Linked DNA regions of Homo sapiens: region 2 is linked to region 1. The links are chromatin loops, found by intact Hi-C in ENCODE. Cell type or tissue: chondrocyte. All regions are shown on one strand. Links, peaks and the distances in the headings refer to the core of each region. The heading gives the core; the rest is flanking DNA. Region 1 holds the start of WNT9A (Wnt family member 9A). Region 2 holds the start of C1orf35 (chromosome 1 open reading frame 35).

What was found. A loop is a pair of places that touch in the nucleus more often than their neighbours do. Peaks named below come from ENCODE experiments on the same cell type or tissue, not always from the same donor. Only the 100,000 strongest peaks of a DNase experiment are listed, where the experiment ranks them.
Region 2: it touches region 1 in a loop (2.8-fold over the local background); 2 of 110 quality-filtered maps call a loop at or near these places.

What each region holds. Positions count from the first base shown.
Region 1 is chr1:227,942,369-227,954,148 of GRCh38, reverse strand. WNT9A (Wnt family member 9A) reads left to right here and starts at 6,217. Exons shown (of 4, transcript NM_003395.4): 1 at 6,217-6,356. The coding sequence starts at 6,262. It overlaps LOC124904533 (a long non-coding RNA gene), which reads right to left and starts at 8,291. Exons shown (of 2, transcript XR_007066912.1): 1 at 7,722-8,291; 2 at 6,846-7,447. RefSeq lists silencers at 6,103-6,182, 7,286-7,395 and enhancers at 6,263-6,312, 11,117-11,780. In chondrocyte, for the core only: CTCF peaks have their summits at 5,822, 7,157, 7,363 (motif pointing right) and 11,688 (motif pointing right); DNase peaks (open chromatin) are centred at 7,278, 7,718, 8,778, 9,018 and 5 weaker places.
Region 2 is chr1:228,098,429-228,107,257 of GRCh38, reverse strand. ARF1 (ARF GTPase 1) reads right to left here. Exons shown (of 5, transcript NM_001658.4): 5 at 8,046-8,829. C1orf35 (chromosome 1 open reading frame 35) reads left to right here and starts at 3,933. Exons shown (of 8, transcript NM_024319.4): 1 at 3,933-4,124; 2 at 4,209-4,359; 3 at 4,570-4,615; 4 at 4,698-4,780; 5 at 4,876-4,948; 6 at 5,093-5,178; 7 at 5,785-5,919; 8 at 6,004-6,527. The coding sequence starts at 4,031. The coding sequence ends at 6,127. It overlaps MRPL55 (mitochondrial ribosomal protein L55), which reads left to right. Exons shown (of 5, transcript NM_181463.3): 5 at 340-573. The coding sequence ends at 498. RefSeq lists enhancers at 3,006-3,725, 3,726-4,446, 4,447-5,166, 5,167-5,887, 6,998-7,237 and 1 more and silencers at 4,169-4,438, 4,599-4,768, 5,019-5,098. In chondrocyte, for the core only: CTCF peaks have their summits at 4,587 and 4,788 (motif pointing right); DNase peaks (open chromatin) are centred at 897, 1,757, 3,862, 8,607 and 3 weaker places.

The DNA of each region.
Region 1 (11,780 bases), core at 3,781-11,780:
CTGGATGCCGCCTGAGGGGTGTGTGTGTGCCGGCGGGGATGCAGGCACCTTCTCTAGCTGGCCTGCAGGGGGCAGCCCCGCCTTGCAGGGATCTGGGCTCAGCAGACGCCCCTGGGCTGGGCTCAGCCTCCCAGGCCTGGCCTTGTGAGCCGAGGAGCTGTTCTGTGTCTGTCTGTCTGTCTCTGTCTCTGTCTGTCTCTGTCTCTGTCTCTGTCTCTGTCTCTCTCTCTCACACACACACACACACACACACACACACACACACACACACACACGGCGCAGCCTGTGAGCTCACTCTGCCCACGGCTGGCAGTCTGGGTGGGTTGCTTCTGCTTGAGCTCTTTGTCCAGCTCCATTTCAGATGACTCATGAGTGGTTTTTGCCCTCTCCCCTAGGGACACCCCCTGCCTGGCGTCATAAACCTTCCCAAGGAGGCAACATTTCCTGATAAGCAGCCTCTCGCCCCACTCCTCCAAGACCACCCAAGAGATTGGCCCCCCCTCCCTGGGTGGTGCCAACAGCCGCCCCGTCCTGGGCCTCCCCACGGCCTCTTGAGCTCAGAGCAGTGGTGTGCAGCTCCCTGGAACCCCATCCTCATGTACTCTGTTAGCTGGGCCAGGTCCAGAGAGGGGCACATCTGCTGGGGAAGAGGCCTCCCCCTGCTCTCCGAGGCCTTGGTGGGCATGGTGGCGGGGGGCGCCTTTGCCCAGTAGGACGTCCTGGCAGCGCCTACACTGTGGCAGCTCAGGCAGCCCTGCTGCACACCCCTCCTGCAAGGGTTTAATCAGGGGCTTGTGGCTGTGGGCATTCCTGTTCTCTGTCCTCCCTGCCCCAAGGGAAAGGATCCCTTTCTCTCACTGGTTCATGCTGTCTCTCTGTCTCTTTCTCACATGCTCTTATTCTGTTTCTCATTTTCTATCTCATTCATTTATTATCTTTCCCTCTCCATCTCTTTTTGTCTCTCATTCTCTGTCTTCGTATCTCTCTCCATCTGTCTCTTTTGTCTCCCTCTCATTCTCTCTCTTCATCTTTCATTAATTCCGTGTCTTTCATTCATTGTCTCTCCGTCTCTGTCTCTCATTCTCTTTCTTTCCCTATCTTCATCTCTGTCTCTCTTCCCATCTCTGTCTCTCTCTCTGACTCTGGCCCAGGGAGCATGAGACTGAGGAGGTTGGATCACTGGACTGGAGAGGTGGAGATAGGAACTAGCAGGATCCTCACCCAGCCCAGTTGCTGTGCGCAGCCAGGGACAGTGGGGCAGGAGTGGCCCTGGGGCGGAGGCGTCGCTCAGTTTCCCAAGGGTCCCGCCTCGTGAGCTTTCTGGCAAGGCCTAGGGTAACAAGCACTTATTTCTGCCCAGCCACATGGTGACTTGAGTGGATCGAAGGATGTTAGAGCTGCTTCTGTTTGGTGGGGGCACCCTGGCTTTCGAGAAGGGCCCACCGTTGGGGGTGTGTGAGCCCAGAGCCCTCCAAGCTCCTCACAACCCACACCACTTCCCTGAGGAATCCAGACTGGGCCTGGAAGGGGAGTCGGGATGAGCCTGGCCTCGGGGGGTGGCTGCCTTTGCCCAGCAGGGTGTCCCAGCAGCGCCCAGACACCACGGCAGCTCAGGCAGCCCCTGTACATGCTGTCTTGTGTGGGCATAGTCAGGGTCTGCGGCTGTGGGGGATTCAGCACTTCACAGGGCAGGGGTCTGCACGAAGACGGATGTTTGCAAGAGCGCCTGGACGTGATGAGCATTCACAGGCAGCTTACTTTTGGGTTTTCTCTCTATGTGGTAAGGCTCCTTCCTGAGCCCACGCCTCCTCCCTGGCGCTGACACAACCTGTCAGGGTTGTGCCTTCCCCACCCCTTGGAAAGCATGTTGAACCCTAGTTGCGGGTAGGGCAGGGAAAACCCAGCCTGGCCTTAAACACTTCTTGCAATCCCTTGGGGCTTCTGCCAGGGGCCCAGCGCATCCATTATAATTACACATCTGGAGCTGGGGAAACCACCACAGGAGGGGCTCCAGGAGCTGTGGGACCAACTGGGAGTTGACTGAGCTACAATTCCATGGGTTCCAGGACCTCCACAAGCCCCTACTGTGCCTGGGGCCACTGCGACCTGCTGGTTCTCCTGGAATCAATGTCGGTGCAGGGCTGTGTCCAGCTATCCCTGAAAGGTCTGATTATCTCTTCTCCCCACTGCATGGTCACCCTGGTAAAAGGCCAGAAGTGCCTTTGGGGAAGGCTGGGAGAAAGGTAAGAACAGTAAGTTTTTGGTAGTGCAGCGGGTCCCCCTCAAGGGGGCCCAGTCCCCTCCATCCAGCGGGTTCTGGGTCTGCAAACTGGCTCAAATTTGGGACTTGACTGAGGAGCTTGGACTTTTTTTTTTTTTTTTCCCAGACAGAGTCTCACTCTGTTGCCCAGGCTGAAGTGCAGTGGTGCGATCATAGCTCAGTGCAGCCTTGAACTCCTGGGTTCAAGCAATCCTCCTTCCCCAGCCTCCTGAGTAGCTGAGACTACAGGCACACACCATGATGGCCAGCTAACTTATTTATTTATTTATTTATTTATATTTTTAGTAGAGACGGGGTTTCGCCATGTTGGCCAGGCTGGTCTTGAACTCCTGGCCTCAAGTGATTCGCCTGCTTTGGCCTCCCAAATTGCTGGGATTACAGGTGTGAGCCACTGTGCCTGGCCCAGCTAATTTGCTAATCTGTTTTTCTTATTTTCTCTTCTTTGTTTTTTTTTAGATGGAGTTTTGCTCTTGTTGCCCAGGCTGGAGTGCAATGGCACGATCTCGGCTCACTGCAACCTCCGCCCCCTGGGTTCAAGTGATTCCCCTGTCTCAGCCTCGTGAGTAGCTAGGATTACAGGCACCCACCACCAAGCCTGTCTAATGTCTTTTGTATTTTTAGTAGAGACAGGGTTTCACCATGTTGGTCAGCCCAGACTTGAACTCCTGACCTCAGGTGATCCCCCAACCTCAGCCTCCCAAAGTGCTGGGATTACGGGCATGAGCCACCACGCCTGGCCCGCTTATTTGTTTGTTTGTTTTTTTTAATAGACACAGGGTCTTGCAATGTGTCTATAGCTGGTCTCAAACCCTGGGCCTCAAATGAACCTCCAGCCTTGGCCTCCCAAAGTGCTGGGAGTAGAGGGGTAAGCCACCACACCTGGCCTGTTTTTGACTGGAGGTGGATTTCTGTTCACCTGACTGTGGGCCCAGTGATGGCTTGTCCTGCCTACCTGGACAAGCCATCCCTTACCTGGAGAGCTTCTTAGGCCTGGGAGGCCGTGGGGAGTTGTGGGGTACAATGCACTTTCCAGCCAGAGAACCGCCAGCCCCAGCTTCTCCAACAGAAACATAGGGGCCAGACTGCATTATGGCAGATGAGAATAAAAAAGCCCACACTTCCTGGGAAACGTCTCCACCTCACACTGTGCCCAAGGTTGTCTGGATATGGCTTGAGAGAAGCAGGAGGTGGGGGCAGGTGAATGCTGCCCTCTGGGAAGGGACACTAGCGGCTGTGGCTGAGGCAGCAGGTAGGCCACGGTGGGCGAGGGCAGCCAGACGTGAAAGGGAGTTAGAGCCTGGGACATTCGTGGGAGGGGGTGTGATTCTCCCTGGGTCCAGGTAGGCTGAGGGGACTGCCTCTATCTGCCGCCATCATCCTAGGTGCAGGGAGGTAAGAGCTGGGCCAGCCCTGCCAGACCTCAGGTGTATCTCTGATATTACCCTGCCTGGGGCACTGGGTCCTACCAACCACATGCCCTGGGCTCCTGGGCATTCTGATAGGCTCCTGGCTGGAGCTGGGCCAGGGCTTCAAGTGGGGGTCTGGTGGGGCCACTCAGGGCTGGCCTGCCACTCCCACCACCACCAAAAGCTGCCATGAGCTGATGGCCTCCCTTCTCTGGCGAAACAGCAGGGTCCTTCCCGAGTTCATGGATGTCGGATCATCCTTCTCAGCACCCTCTTGCACCAAATGTGGTCCTGAGAGTCCAGGACTGGGACTAGAGCCCCCTGCCCCTCAGCCGGCCAGGCAGCTGCCTCCTTCCTTGGGGACCACTAAGCTGCTGCTGGGAGAGTGCTTCACCCCCAGTGGAAGGGAGCTCTGTGATGCCGGAGGCGCTTGTGATGCACATTTACAATCTCACACGTCTTCTTGGAGGCAGCCTCCATGCCTTTAAGCATGCCATCATTGCAGGGGGGTGTGTGGGGGGTGGGGAGGGTCTCCCGTCCTGTCTGCTTCCCTCTGCTGCCTCTCACTTCCTGGTGCTGGAGCCAGACTTTGGGGGCTCACTGGAGCCCATGGCCGTGGGGCGGGTGGGCCTCCCACTGGGGTCGCTGCAGCCTGGGTGGGCTGGGCTGCCGTCTGCACTCCCTCTGCTGAGTCAGCCCCATTTCAAGGGAGGTGGCCCAGCCCCCTGAGCAAAAGAGGACAAACAAGTGCCCTCTCCCCACAGGAGGGGGGTCCTATGGATGGGGAAGGATGTGAGACCAGTCACACCTAGTGGAAAAGCAGAACCAGGGGCCAGGGCTCCCACACAGGACATCATGCCTTGGAGAAAAGCCACCACTCGCTGGAGTTGGATGGGTCTCAGATGGGGAAACCGAGGCCCCGAGAGGGAGTGACTGCTCAGGCCCGGTCTCCTCCCTTCCCCACCCTTGCTTTGCCCCACATGCACCTGAAGCTCACCTGGCAAACTGGCCATCAGACACTCAGAAAGGGTATGCTCACAGGGGTGACCCACATGGCCAGGCTTTCCCAGGGAAGCAGGGCCGGGAGCCCTAGGGGTGGCGAGGTTGGCTCAGATCCTCGTGGGGGCCATTTTCTGCTGCTCCTATCTTCTTTGTTTTTCCTCTGAGGACCCTCATATTCGCCTCTGTCACTGCCACTGGCGGGATTTCACAGCCTTCCGGGGGCATGTGCTCCGCCCCCCAGGTTCTGCGGTCACTGTGCCAGAATCAGTCCCTGCAGGCACAGAGGGCACTGCCTAGAGACCTGGCACCGCAGCCCAGGTCTCTGAGGCCCCTGCAGCACGTGGCTGGGCAGGCTCGCTGGCCCTGTGTCCTCAGCCTTGGCAGCCTAGCCCGTGTTGGAGGCACCATCCTGCACTGACCAGGGTCTGCAGGTGGCAGGCATGCCACCGCCAGCCTGGACCCCAAGCCCTGTTCTTGTGTCCCTTGTTGCATGGCACAGAGGCCCCATCCAGGGAACTTATAAGCCTTCTCCTGGATGCCACCCCCAGGTCTGTCTGGAATGTGTGCACCTGTATCCTAATGCCAGCTCTGGGTCCTCTGACACCATTCTGCTTCAGAAGCAGCTCCGAATCCGTATCGCAGAGGGGACGAGTCCCCGGGCTGTGACTGAGCGCTTCCAGCTGCCTGGGTGTGCACCTTCCATCCCAGGAGTCCTCTTTCTCCCCGTCCCGGCCAGGACACAGGCTCTGAGAAGGGCGTTGCCCGATGGCTGGTGTTTCATTGACTTAGCCGCTAGCTCCACTCCCACAATTTAAGAATGGGGAGACCATCAGGACCCCAAAAGGTAGAGCTACTCACCTCACAGCCCCAGCAGGCTACGTCGCTTCATTCCCAGGCCGAAAGCGGCCACAGTCCCTGCCAGAAAGGAGCGATTCTCTGGCCCCGCTCCTTGAGGGGGTCAGCATGCGCAAGAGGCGCAGGCATCACCGGCTGGCCCGACTCCTCCTCACCAAGCTTCCCCCGGAGCAGCCGCGCAGCGCCCAGCTCGGGGCAGACGGCTGGGTCCTCTGTGGAACCATCCCCGACCGTCCCGGCCTGGAGCCCCGCCGGCGGCTAGCCCGGCGGCCAACGCCTCCCCTCCCCTCCCCCTCAATCCCGCCCCGGGGGCCGCCCCAAGCTCCCACTGCAGCGCCCCCAACGCTCTACCCGCTTCCCGATGCCCGCCTCCGGCCCCCCAATGCCGTCCCGCCGTGGTCGCCCCGGGTTCTCGCACGCCCCGCCCTCGGTTCCCACCGCTCTCCGCCTCCCCTTCCTCCATCCCCGCCGGGCAGGGCGCGCCCGAGACCCGCGCCGGGAGCGGCGGCCGGGGCCCCGAGTGGCCGGGAGGGGCTGGCGGGCTGGCGCGCGCGGCTCGGGTTTCGGCCCGCCCCCGGCGCCGGCGTGATCCCCTCCCGGGCGCGGGGCGGGGCCGGGCCCAGCTGGCCGCGCTCCGGGCGCTATAAGAGGGCGGCGGCCGCGGCGCGCCCTGCGCGGAGCTGGGAGCGCGATGGTCGGCCGCCGAGGCGCGGCAAGATGCTGGATGGGTCCCCGCTGGCGCGCTGGCTGGCCGCGGCCTTCGGGCTGACGCTGCTGCTCGCCGCGCTGCGCCCTTCGGCCGCCTACTTCGGGTAGGTGCCTTCGGCGGCCGGCGCGCACTGGTGGGCGGGGGCGGCGGGGCCGGGGCGGGGTCGTCCGGAGTCCCCGAGGCACCCGGGGTGGCTGGGGCCGGGGCGCGGCGGGGCCGCCGGGTTGCCTGGCGCTGTTTGTTTGCGGCGCGCGCGTCGCTCCGTCCGCTGCGCGGCACGGCTAGAGAGGCGGGTGGACCCGTCCGGCTTGCGCCGGGCCGCGGTCCTCCGTGACCGCAGAGTCGTCGTCGTCGTAGTCGCCGCCGTGAGCAGGACTGCCTCGCGCTTAGGGACTGGGATCAGGTCCCGACTTCCTTGGGCCGCCGTGTCCTTGCCAAAAGGCTGGAGCCTGAGTCCTCAGCCCCTGGCCATCGCCCACCTAGCAGCTTCCCCCCCTTTCTCTTCTCGAGAAGTTAATTTAACAATAACAAAAATACGTACAAAATCCAGATGTTCCTCGCGCTGAGCCCCAAACGGAGAGAGAGAGAGAAAGAGAGAAATCCTCCAAGCTGGAGGAATTTATTTTTCTTGCGCTTTGCTTCTGACTCTGTGGCCCGGGCCCCGGCCCGCGGGAGCGCGTCCATGGAACCTGGCCGGGAGCGCAGGGCCCGGCCGGGGCGTCCCGCGGTGTCATTGCCCGTGCTCACGTGTCTCTGCAGCAGCGCTTTGCCGGGCTGTCGGCGCGTCTCTCTCTTCCTTTCTTTCCCTTCCTTCTTCCCTCCCCCTCTCTGAGGTCTGGGATGCCCAGTCCTGCGACCTTTACAGGGACCCTCGCTGCGCTTTGGGCGCGCTGAGGTGCAGGGTGGCGCCGTGCGAGGCAGCGCCCCGGGCCTCCCCGCCACCCTCCAGCCTCCTACCCCGAGCGCCGCCGCTGGGAGCCCTGGCTGGCCTTCGGATCCCAGCCCCCGACCTGGACGCCCTGGGCCGCTCCCTCAGCCGGGCCGCCGCCCTCCGCCGGTCACCTGTTCCCGGCCCTCTGGCCTGAGCGCCAGCGCGCGGCGGGCTGGCCGGCAGAGGGCCCCGTTGGTCCAGGAATCTGGCACCCGCCCGGGCAGGGAGAGGCCGCCTGGGCCGAGGAGCCCTGCAGGTGTATCCTGTTCTCAAAGAAAATAAAATATTTTCATGGGAAACTTTCCCTTTGTGTTTTTCTTTCTCTCCCTTTCTTCTCTCTGTTCCTTTCTTCTGGGTCGTCTTCCAGGGTCAGCCCGGTGTCTCAGTTCCCTGGGGCCCCCACCCGCAGCCCTCTCCTGGCTCCAACTGTGGGTACGGCCCTGGGCCTGGGCTGGCACGCCACTGCACGCCATCTGTGCAACCCGTAGCCTCACCCGGGAGGGCAGGAGGGAGGGCCACAGGTCCGCGGTGACTCACCGTGGCCTTGTCAGCCAGCTGTGCTTCCCTGCTCTCCGGCCCAGCGGAGGCTCTGCTTCTTGGGCTGGGGACACACCCTGGGCTTGTCCAGGCTGCAGCGGCTTTGTCCCTGCTGTGATCCGATTCCTGGAGACGGGGTGGCGCTGGGTCTTGGCCTCTCCTTCTCTGACCTATCTCTGGGCTTTGTGCCCTAGAGAAGGTCAAGGGGCTCTGCTGCTTTGTGTGCGTGTGTTTCAGCTCTCTTGCAGACAGTAAGTCCAGGCTGGTGCCAGGCGCATAGCAAGGACTTAAGTGCTGTTGTGGCTTCTCTGGCCAGGCCCCCTTGGCCCTGCTTCTTGGCTCCAAAGGACCCATCAAGGGAGAATTCCTGAGTCCTGTCTGAGGGCAGCTCTCCATGTAGCTGCCCTGTGGGAAGTCCAGAGGGCAAGTGTGCTGCCTTTGGGGACAGCTGGCATTGCAGAGGGCAGCTAGGACTCTGTTTGACTGATGGAGAATGAGCACCTTCCTGAACCAGGGGCTGGGGGGGCATCCTGGGTCAGGGCAGGCCAGGTTCCATCTGGGCTGCTGGAGGCCTTGGGCCCCCTGTAAGTCAGTTCCCAAGGTTGGGCTGGGGAGGGGAAGCAGGGCACAAAGGGCTCCAGGCTGGGTTGTGCGGAGGCCTCTCCTGCTGTGGCTCCTGGCCCAGCAAAGGCAGGGGGTGGCCCAGGGCATTAAAGGCCAGGCGGGGCTGGAGCTGGAGGGGGGCTGGGGTGGCCCTTCCCAGCTCCAGTCCAGGAAGCAGGGAGAAGGGGCTGGGATCTAGGGCCGTTTTCTCCCTTCCCCCTCTCAAAAGCTCTGCCTGGCACGGAGTCTCCCAGGCAGGAACACGGCTCCAGTTACAGCCCAGGAACCCGGAGAGGAGAGGCTGGCCTGGGGGAGGGTCACGTGGACCCACGGGAGCCCTCCCTGCCTGCTCCCTGAGCTGCAACCCAACCCTGGCTGGCGCCCGCTGCCCTCCTAGAGGCCTCTGGCCACCAGGCTGGACCCCCTGTGGGGAAGAGGCTCCCCTTGGCCTGGCCCTGCACCTTGGCCTGGCTAGCAGGTGGCATCTCCATCTGGTTCTCCCATGGCTATGTCCATGTGCCTCCTCGCTGGCCTGGCCCCAAGCCCTTCTAGACAGAGGGGTAAGCAGGGAGGCCAGCCCGAGGTCATAGGGAGGGCTTGGGGTACAGACTCAGACCCTCTCCCCAAGGTTATAGCAAGAGGGTGGGCCTGGTGGTGGTCTGAGGACATGGTTTGTCCTCCATTGGGAGGCCCCTCTCGCTTCGCCCTTGCTGGGTTGTGGTTTCAGCTGAGATGGTAGATCCGGATTAGACGCCGGGGCTGCTTCTCTCCTGGGCCCAGACCCTCTGGATGTGGAGTCAGGGCTGGGCCTGGGTCTGGGGGCTGTTCCTGCCCAGCGGGGCTTGGACCCCCACCCCTGGCTGCTAGGCTGCCTGGCTCCCTGGCACCTTGCAGCCCTTTCCTTAGGGGTCCTGGGCTGGCTCGGGATGAGGTCTGAGGCTTCCCACTGGAGTTCTTTTTTAAAGACCCTGAGGCTGTTTTGTGGTGGTGGCCCTTGCAGTTTACATCACTCAGGAAACATTTGCAGGTTACTTTGCGGGGGCACGATGGTGGGAGGCCAGGCCCTGCCAATTTGCCCCCTTCTCTGGGCCTCAGTAGCCTGGAGGCCTGCCTGGAAGAGGCATAACCAAGGCTGGCACTGAGGGATTGTTGAGGTGCCCCCGGCTGTGGCCCCAGAGCCAGCCATCGGGGCTGGAAAGGTGCTTGGAACTGGTCCAGAAGCCAGGCTGGAGGGAGTGACCACTGTGAATTGGGGGCCTGGTGGGCCTCAGGGCTGGCTGAGGCTTTTTGTTATTGGCCGTAACTCACGTCCTGTAAAATCCACTCTTTTAATGTATACAGCCCCGTGATTTTGAGTACCTCATTTGCCAGGCCATGCAGCTCTCACCACTGTTTAATTCCAGAACATTTTCCTCACCCCAGAAACCTCATACGCATTAGGCAGTCGCTGCCCGTTCCCCTCCCCCAGTCCCTGGCAACCACTTGTCTGCGTTCTTTCTCCACGGGTCTGCCTGTCCTGGACGTTTCCTAGAAATGGAATCCTATGCCGTGTGGCCTCCGCGCCTGGCTTCTCTCACTCAGCATCACCGTTGTAGCACGCGTTAGTATTGCCTTCTTTCTTATGACTGAGTTAGACTCGACTGGAAGACTCTCCGAGAGATTTTTTGACCGTTCATCAGTTGACGGACATCTGGATCACTTCCACTGTTTGGCTATGATGGATAATGTTGCTGTGAGCATTGGTATGTGAGGTTTTGTGTGTGTGTGTGTGTTTTCAGTTCTTGGGGTACATAGAAGTGGAGGTACTGGGTCACATGCATGTGATGTTTTTGTTTTGTTTTATTGAGACAGAGTCTTGCTCTGTCACCCGGGCTAGAGTGCAGCGATGTGATGAAGGCTCATTGCTGCCTCCACCTCAGAGGCTCAACCGTCCTCCCACCTCAGCATCCCAAGTAGCTGGGACCACAGGCACAAGCCACTAATCCTGGCTAATTTTTTTAAATTTTATTTTTTGTAGAGATGGGGTTTTACCATGCTGTCCAGGCTGATTTTGAACTCCTGGGCTCAAGGGATCTCCCACGTCAGCCTCGCAAAGTGCTGGGGTTACAGGCGTGAGCCCTTGCTCCCCGCCTGCATTTAGGTTTTTGAGGCCCTGCCAAACCCTTCTGGATGCAGCATCTTACATTTCTGCCGGCAGTGCAGAAAGGCTCCTTTCTCCACTTCCTCGCTGACACTGGTTTTCTGTTTTATTTTCTACCGCAGCCATCCTAGTGGGTGTGGAATGGCACCTTGTGGGGCTCTGACTGCATTTGTCAGGTGGCCAGTGGCGCTGAGCATCTTTTCGTGGCCTCATGGGCCATGGGTCTTCTTTGGAGAATGTCCATGCAGCTCCTTTGCCTGTTTTTAGTGGGGCTGCTTGTCTTTCTCCTGTTGAGTTTATGAGAGCTCTTTATATATTTGGATTTCTCCTTGGACTGAGAAGAACCTTGTCTCTAGACCTGTGAGCCTGTGGGCGCTCTTACCCCTGCACAAGGAGCCAGCGACACCCTGGCAGCCCCACTGGGTGGGTGGGGGCAGCCAGGACATCCCCCGTTGCCTAGAGCCTGGTGTGGGGCAGTTCTGGGTGCTCAGGGGACTCTCAAGAGGAGGCTGCGGAGAGGCTGCTGTCATGGGCGTGGGGAGGGGATGTGTTTCTCACATTAGTGCCAACATCAGACCCCGCAGGGTCCAAGAGGGAGGCTGCTGGCTGTGGGCAGGACATACCCTGCCTGGTCCCATGGCTCTGCCTCTCTGTGCATCAGGCCTGGGGCACAGCTGGCTGCCTGGATGAGGGGCACCTGTGGGTCCCTGGCAGGGCCGGAGAAGGAGGGGTGGGCCTGAGGTGTGGAATCATGGGGCTGTGTGCTGGGCAAGAGAAGCCTGGGAAGGAGCTGGCAAGAAGGCGGCATCTGGGGTGACCCCATGGCTGGGGCCTGGGTCGGGTGCTCTGAGCACTGTGGGCCGGGGGGTTTGGGAGCAGCTGAGAGCTCAGGCTTAGGTTTGGGCAGGCACTGTCCTGGAGACCCACCCCCTCCAACAACTTAGGACACCCCAGGAAGCATGTGGGGCCTGGCATCAGGAAGAAAGGCCACACAGAGTGCTCTGGAGGGCCAGAAGGGCAGGGAGGAAAGGGGCCAGGGAGCTGCCTTGTTTCGAGAGATCGTGGAAGTGGCTCAGTGGGGCAGACCTCAGCAGAGGGCTGAGAGGAGGGGCCCTGGGGGCCAGGGGACTCCCTGGGGACTTCTTAGCATGGAGAGGAGAGGACAGGGCCAGTGGAAAGTCGGGGCATTTCTCCAGGACTCCTGGACTGGGACCCCGTGGCCAGTAGAGGGACCCAGGTGCTTGGCTTCCCTGACAGTGGGGCCGTAAGTGGGAGGGTCTGGAGTGTCAGCCTGATGGCCCCTGCAGGCGCTGGTG
Region 2 (8,829 bases), core at 830-8,829, 160 kb before region 1:
TTGTAGAGATGGGGTCTCTCTGTGTTGCCCAGGCTAGTCTTGAACTCCTGGGCTCAAGCGATCCTCTCACCTAGGCCTCCCAAAGCACTGGGATTACAGGTATGAGTGAGCCATCATGCCTGGCCTTGTGTGTTTTTAAAAACATCAAATCTGGGGAAAACACAGAACAATTTATTTTAAAGATTGAAAGCTTTGAAGGGAGAGACCAATAAGAATGTTTGAAAATTAAGCTAGCATAGGATGGAAGACGTAAGTTGAGAGGAAGGCCTTGGGCTGTCCCCCCAGTAGCTCTCAAGGTCCCTCGATCCACATGGACGAAACTTGGTCTGTCCCCTGCAGATGCCCATAGATCTGGACACCCTGTCTCCTGAGGAGCGCCGGGCCAGGCTGCGGAAGCGTGAGGCTCAGCTCCAGTCGAGGAAGGAGTACGAGCAGGAGCTCAGTGATGACTTGCATGTGGAGCGCTACCGACAGTTCTGGACCAGGACCAAGAAGTGACCGTGGCTCCAGCCACCCCGGGACATTGCTAAGATGGGAGGGCTGTTCTTAAATCACTCGTTCTTGAAGCTGCCACCTGGAGTCTGTGTCTGTCTCCCCACTTGGTGTGTGCCCCAGACTGGCAGCTCATCCCCTGAAAGGCATCAGCTCAAGCACAGAGAGAGCTCAGTGGACTAGCAGGGTGAGGGTTGGTGTAGATCAAACCTGTGGGTTTTGGACACTGCTCTGGGGCTGTGGTGCACGTGGACAACCATGTGGGCAGTACCCAACACCACCAAGCTCTAAGCTCTGCCCTCCCAGCCTCAGGGGCACCAAGGTGACTGCCCTTCTGACAGCACAGTGGCCCTCAGGTTGGTTCCTAGGAGGGGCTGGGTGTTCTGGGACTCAGGCATCAACCTTGGTGGGGCAGTCCTAGGACCATCTGGACCACAGCCTGCAGCTCCCTGCCCTGGCCCTGCATTCCCAGGCTGCCCCAGGGAAGGTCCTGCCCTGGGAGGGTCCCCAGAGGAGCAGCCAGCCCTGGTTGTCCTTGACTCTTAATGGGGTCTGCAGAGCACTGCAGTTACACACAGCCCAGGGAGATCCACGGACCCTGCTTCATCTGTCCAGAGGCTGATTTAACTCAGGACCAGCTCCAGCTAATGTGCAGGCACCTTCCACACGCACAACAACCCAGGTTTTGGACAGCTCAGGGCCCAGACTGCTTCCTGTCCCTGTCCTGGGATGTTACTGGGTCCCACCTGGCAGGCTGTCTCTCTGACACCTGGAGTGCCCGACAAAGACTTCTTGCAGTGGTGTTCTGGGATTGCCAGGGAGGTGTGGGAGTGTGTTCTGTCATGCCCCTGTGATGACAGTGCTTATAACTGAGGAGCCTGGGCAGTGTCCCCACCTTGCAGGCCCATCCCTTGCCCCTTAAGCTTGTTCCTGGCCCTCTGCTCATCCCGCTGGCCTTCAGCTCTGCTGAGAAGAGCCTGCAAGGGATGTCCTCTGGCCCTGCCCCTGTCCTTGTGACCGAGCAGTGCCTGACCTCACGTGGATGGGCTGTGTGGCTGCCTGGGACTCTGCCTTGCAGGGTTACTTCCTGAGCAGCCTCCCTGGAGCCCCCGTCTCTGAAGTTGTGGCTCAATCCCTGTGGCATATAGAGCCAGCTGCCCGGCCACTCTGTGCACTCACTTGGCCCCCCCCCTCCACTACCCAGCCTCCTCCCACTATAGTGGGTTCCCCTGGGATCTCCACTGCCCCTCCACTCCCTGACCGCCACCCTCCTGGGTCCAGCTTCGCTGCTGTCACAGAGGACACCACTGTGACCAGTGCCCCCAGCTGGGCCTCCACCCAGCAGGCACAGGCCATGCAACCTCCACCCTGGTGACCCCTCCTCCTGTGGCCTACGGCTTGTCAGGCTAATGGGCTCAAAACTGACCAGGTCTTCCCCACAAACCTGGTCCTCATGTTGACAGGTGGCTGCTTCATCCTCACAGTTGCCCAGACCAGAGCCTCAGAGCCGTCCTGGACTCCTGCCCAATGTCCACCTGGCCCTGCTATCCCCTCTCCACCACACCTGACATCCAGTCAGTGGTCAGACTCCACAGCTGGGCCCTGCCCACATGGCCCAAGTCCACCCTGGCCTGGCAAGCTGCAATGGCACCCAGGAGATGATGCCCTACACCCCAGGGAGCCTTCCTGGGAGTCGGCCAGTCACCTTCTGTGTGCCTGGCTGTGGCCTGCTGCTCTGCCCTCGCCATGCACCTGCTCCATGATGAAAGCTCATGCAGTGCCTCATGAGGGAGATGGCAGCCAGTACTTGCTAAGTAGATAGATGAGCCAGACGTGTGGCTGTCTGCCAGCCTGCTCTAACAGCCTGACCCATGGACTGGGTCACTAAGAAACAGAAATTTCCCACAGGACAGTAGACCTGTATTTCATCCAGTTCAACCTGTGGCTGGAATTGCCCCAAAAGTGGTGGCAGTAGAGTTCCCACAAGGGAGTGCCCCACACCATCCTGAGATGGGGCTGGTTAGGATTCTACAGATTGAGCATGCCAGGGTGATTCGCCCAGAGCATTTATTCGTGGGGCTTTTGTACAGAGTGGGCTGCAGCAGTTCTTGCAATAGGCAGTGAGAGAAATGAAGTTCTCTCTAGGTATGTCCGTGGGGGAGGGGGTTGGTGAATGGAATTTATATGAGGGTTTGAGGAATCTGGCTCAGGCTGAGTCCAGTTTCTTTCTGTGTTTTGAGCAACAACCTAGTTACTGTCATCTGTGCCTGGGAACGTTCATGGCTATGGCTCGGGTTCAAGTCTGCAGAGGAAATTATACAGTTGGCGAAGTCACAGAGTGGCCAAGGGACTCTGTTTCTCAGTCAGCACTGGGAATGAAAGTGGAAAGGGGAAGCAGGGGTACGTCACAACCTCCAAAATCAGGGTGCCCAGCACGCTGAGGTTCTGGTAAGGGGTTTCTTCCAGACTGCAGACTTCCTTCCCGCTGCCTTCACACAGTAGAAAGCTGCACAAAGCTCTTGGGGTCCCTTTTATGAAGGCTCTGTCCTCATGACCTAGTCACCTCCGAAGCACCAACGCCTTGGGGTGAGGATTTCACATGGGAGTTAGGGTGCACATTCAGTTTAACACGGCAGGGATAGGACCAGTGCTCTGAGGGTGTCTGGGTAGCTGCTGGTTCATCCAGAAGTTTACTGGGTAATACTCAGAAATTCCACAAATCATTAAGGTCATTACCTTGTTAAGCTCCCGATATGGAATCGCGACTAGCAGTGACCAATTGGCGGTGTTAACTAGGCGCATCTTGTGTGTTTTCTTTTTTCTTTTTTTATGAGACAGGGTCCGCTCACTCGTTCAGGTTGGAGTGCAGTGGCGCGAAGTCCTGGGTTCGAGATCCTCCCGCCTCAGCCTCAAAGCGTTGGGGCTACAGGGGCGCGCGCGCGCCTGGCCCATTTTAACTTCTTATTTTTGAGACAGTCTCGCTCTGTCGCCCAGGCGGGAGTGCAGTGGCGCGATCTCGGCTCACTGCAACCTCTGCCTCCCGGCTCAAGTGATTCTCCTGCTTCAGCCTCCTGAGTAGCTGGAATTACAGGTGTGCACCACCACACCCGGCTAATTTTTGTATTTGAGTAGAGACCGGGTTTCACCATGTTGGACAGGCTAGTCTCGAACTCCCGACCTCAAGCGATCCGCCCGCCTCGGCCTCCCAACTTGCTGGGATTACAGGCGAGAGCCACTCCGCCCGGCCCCGTTTTAACCATTTTTAAACTTCCAGTTCAGAGGCGTTCCCGCGCCCGGCAGGGTAGGCGCAGTGCGCAGGCGCCCAAAGCCGACGTGGAGGTGATGCGCGGGAGCACAGATCCGGGGCAGTGCGCTGCGCAGAGGCGCGCGGCGAAGCCGAGTGGGCGCGGGAGTGACGTCACGGCGCGCGACGCGGAGGCGGGGTCGGGCCTGGGTCCGACGGTAGTGGGTAGCGGGTCTCGGGTTGCGGGTTGCAGGTTGCAAGCCGCAGGCCCCAGGCAACTGCCTTCCCGGCGCCATGTTCGGCTCCAGTCGTGGAGGCGTGCGCGGCGGGCAGGACCAGTTCAACTGGGAGGACGTGAAGACTGACAAGCAGCGGGAGAACTACCTGGGTGGGTGCGCGCGGTGGGCGGGCTCCGGGCTCCGGGCTCCGGGATCCCGGGCGGGCGCTGGACTCACAGCGTCTACGTCCGCAGGCAACTCGCTGATGGCGCCGGTAGGCCGCTGGCAGAAGGGCCGCGACCTCACCTGGTACGCCAAGGGCCGGGCGCCATGCGCGGGCCCGAGCCGCGAGGAGGAACTGGCAGCCGTGCGGGAGGCGGAGCGCGAGGCGCTGCTGGCCGCCCTGTGAGTGTCCGCGGACGGCAGCGGTCGGTGCCTGGGACGGCGCTGCCGGGGCAGGGTGGGGCCGGGGCCGGGGACTGGGGGTCGGGCTGGGCGGGAGCGGGGCTGCGGGGACTCGCGCGGGCGGGACCCTGAGGACGAAGGCTGGAGTGGTGAGGACCTGTGGTGGGAGGAGGTCCGTCCGTCCTGACGCCTGCCCCGGCCCTCTCGCAGTGGCTACAAGAACGTGAAGAAGCAGCCCACGGGCCTGAGCAAGGAGGTAACTCCCCGGGGTGGGGGGCGCGTGGAGGGCCGTGGGTGTGGGGCCGACTCGAGCGCTCCCTGTGCTCTCGCACCTGCAGGACTTCGCGGAGGTCTGCAAGCGGGAAGGAGGCGACCCCGAGGAGAAGGGCGTGGACCGGCTGCTGGGGCTGGGGAGCGCAAGGTGCGGGCGGGTTTCCAGGGGAGGGCAGCACTGGGCTCGATTGCTCGGGTGAGGCGGACCCCTGCCGTACTGTCTTCATCGCCATGTCCCTGCAGTGGCTCCGTGGGCCGCGTGGCGATGTCCCGAGAGGACAAGGAGGCCGCCAAACTGGGGCTGTCTGTGTTCACGGTAATCCCCCGCCCCGCCTGACCGCAGCAGGGGCTAACAGGGGTGGGGCGGGGCGGGGGCACTGAACGGAGCTCCCCGGGGCGCTGCGGGGCGTGGTGTGGGGCCGGCCCGCAGACTCCTCCGCAGAGCTCGCTTCTCCCGCAGCATCACCGCGTAGAGAGCGGCGGGCCCGGGACCTCGGCAGCCTCGGCCAGGAGGAAGCCGCGGGCGGAGGATCAGACGGAAAGCAGGTGAGGCTGTGCCACCTGGGCTAGCTGTGCCCCGGGGTGGGGGGTCTCGGGAGGACCGGAGCGGCTCCCACTCGGGCAGGTGGCAGCTTCTCTTGGCGCACCGGCCCGGCGGGTGGCCTGCCCTACTTTACTTCCTGTCCCAGTTACTCCTAGGTTTTTCTCTAGGGGAGTTTCTCGGGTCACCCTTGAAGAGAGGTCCTAAGTACTGGCAGTGGTCGGGCGCTGTGCCGTGGGAGGGCACTCAGGACCTGGGGCGGGGCCTTTTCCTGCCGTGGGTGGCACCTCCAGGGCTTCTCCTGGATGGTGAGCCTGGGCCTGACCCTAAGAGTGGCCTGGTGGGTGCAGGTAGGAAGGTGTCAACCTGCCAAGGGCACGGCTGGGGTGGGGCAGGGGCGTGCTGTGGAGATGGGGATATTGCATCTGTTTCTAACCCACGTAGCCACTGGCCACGTGACTACGTAACTGAGGAGTGGAATTTGTAGTTTGATTTAACTGATTTAAAGACGCACTTGTGGGTGGTGGCTTCATCTGGATGGGGCCTGCTTGTGTTCACTCTCTTGGCTTGCAAGACTAGGGTCTGAGGCACACCTTGTATCCTCCTTGTAGTTGTGAGAGCCACAGGAAAAGCAAGAAGGAGAAGAAGAAAAAGAAAAAGAGGAAACACAAGAAAGAGAAGAAGAAGAAAGACAAAGAGCACAGGCGGCCAGCTGAGGCCACCTCCTCTCCCACATCTCCTGAGAGGTATGCCCTGGTCCATATCTGCCTCTTGGGGGTGGGGGCCTGGTTGACTCCTTCCGAGTGACTGACTGCCATTGGTCTCCCCAGGCCCAGGCACCACCACCATGACTCCGACTCCAACTCCCCCTGCTGTAAGAGGAGGAAGCGGGGACACAGTGGGGACAGGAGGAGCCCGTCTCGCAGGTGGCATGACAGAGGCTCTGAGGCCTGATGGCTGGACCCTGCTCACTGCTGTTGTGGGACCCTGAACCCTCCCTTCACCTTGCTTGCCTCCTGCCTCGGAAGCTCCTTGGGTGTGGGTGAAGCCCGAGGCTGCTCCTGTGGAAGTGGCTCTGGGCACCAGCCTGTGGGGCTAAAGACTTGACAGCTAGCTCTGGAGCAGCCGGCTTCCTGGAAAACCTCCAGGTTTCGCATACCAGGGATGGCCCCTGGCTTGGCCTGCGAAGGTGAACCTGCCCAGATTTATCAGTAGAGGCTGGACTCCCTCTGTGTCCTGCCCATGGTTGCAGCAGCCATGGGCCTATGAGCGGTCTAACTGTGGCCAAGTATGGTGACCTCTATTTTTCTTTATATTGACTCTTTGTATTTCAATAAATATATTTTAAAAGGAAGGTATATCAAATTGGAAGGTCAGTATCAGGGGTTAATGAGATCCCACTGGAACGTCGGAGCTGGGGTCTGTCTCCCAGGAGTCTGAGACCTGGTGATTTTTTTTTTTTTTGAGTTTCACTTTTGTTGCCCAGGCCGGAGTGCAATGGTGTGATCTCAGTTCACTGCAACCTCCGCCTCGCGGGTTCAAGCGATTTTCCTGTCTCAACCTGAGTTGCTGGGATTACAGGCGCTGCCACTACGCCAGGCTAATTTTTGTTATTTCTTAGTAGAGACGAGGTCTCACCGTGTTGGCCAGGCTGGTCTTGAACTCCTGACCTCAGGTGATTCGCCCGCCTTGGCCTCCCAAAGTGCTGGGATTACAGGTGTGAGCCCCGGTGCCCATCTGATTCTTAATGTCCTGGGGGAATGTAGTCCTCCCATGTGTGCCCAGAGCCCCCACCAAAACCCAGGGAGGGCTGAGGCCCTGGAAGCAGGTGCTCAGCTGGCAATGTGGGAACCTGGGGCAGGGAGCCCTATCCCTGCGACAGGTGAGGTCAAAGACTGCAGTCTGTGGAGGCACAGCCTCAATTGGGTGTGGGGGTTGGGGAGCTCCTCCAACTGCCTGCTACCCCAACCCTCAGCTCCGCTTCTCCAGAGGCAGTGGGCTGGGTGTCCCTTCTGCCTGACCCTAAGAAGGATCAGGGCTGTTCAGGATGTGTGCGGCCACCAGGCTGCATGGCATAAAGACAGATGGCACCTGGGCTGCATCACAGTTCAATGCAGCGTTGCAGTGTTGGGATCAGAGGCATGAGCTCCCTCACCTGGCCTGTTTCTGATTTCAAGGGAAGTTATGCAGACCTTCCTCAGGGCCCTGGCCAAGGTGTAGCTTGTGGCTTTGACCTCTGCCCTCACCCTCGGGTGGCTACTGGAGTAGAGACTGTGCTGTCTTGGGTGCTGTCAAGGGGGATGAAGGTTGGGCCACCTAGCCAGGGCAGCCCTCTCTTTTGGGACTCTGCCCAACAGAAGGCAGACCTTAGACCTGCTGATGGCCCCATCCCAGAAACAGGTACCCCCAGACTGGCAGCCCCCTGCTGCATGGCATCTTGAGGAGAGGTGGGGGCTGTGCCCACTCAGGCAGGGACCATTCCCTGGTTGGCACAAAGCCCTATGTATGCTAGCAGTGGCCCTGCCCCATAGCCAGCTATACAAAGTGGGGTTCAGCAGCAGGCCGATGGAGGGAAGGACGGAGGCTGAGGTCTTCCATGGTGCCTGCTGACCCCTGCCCTGTATGGCCCAGGTCTCATTGGCTGGGCCCGACAGGACTGCAAACGAGATCAAGGTCACTGTGGGCAACCATGCTGGAAGAGCCTCTCACACAGACACAGAGAAGTGCCTGCACACTCAGGAGGGAACATGGGGAGGGTGTGGACTGAGGTGGCGGCCCTAGGCAGTCACCTGTACTTCCTAGAGTAAAGCTGGCTGATGCACCCACCATCTCCTGGGGGCAGCATGCCTGTGTGGAAGCACTGGAGAGCCGGTGAAATAGTTAAGAGATTTTATTCTAATAGCTATAATTACAGTGCTTGTTTGTCGAAATGAAAACTGAAAACAAGTATACAAAACAGTTGATTACTAATCGTGTATTGAAAGCAGTAAGAGGTTCCACGACACCAAATAGACCAGTTCTGAGGTTTCCCCAAGATAAATTTAACAGCTCCAGCTTCAGTGTTTATCAAAATACAAAAGAAAAAAGTAGAGGTTGTCTTTTTCGATGGCAAATCGGACCCTTGCAGGCTGAGGGAGAGAAAGCTACATCACACACAGAGGTGGGGTGCTCCCGAGGGGCTGTGGGTCTAGGTGGACCGCCTGCCCGGCTTGCACGCGCTCCTGCTGGTGAGGCCCCAGACATCCTGCCAAAGTGTCTGAGCGAGCACGAGTGTTGGGGACGACGGACCCACTCTGGCCACACGGCGACCGAGGGACAGATGGGGCCCTGCGTCCCATAGGCTGCCTGAAGGTGGGTAGGGCGGCCTGCGGCATAGTGGGGTGGCTGTGGGCTCCCAGCCTGGCCCCTGGGAACCGTGGGAGCACAGGGACAAGCACATGGCTATGGAATGCAGGGTGACCCAAGGACAAGCGAGTTGCGGGGATCTCTACTGTGACCATGCAGAATTGATCGCAGTCTGCTGCGCCACCACCACCTCATGTTCCCGAGGGGAACAGCTGGGCTGGCGACTGGCATCCAGGCCGTAACTGCAAATCTATGCTAGGCGGGGTCTCCCTTCTGTGTGTTCAAGTGTTCTCGACTTGGATTCTTAACTA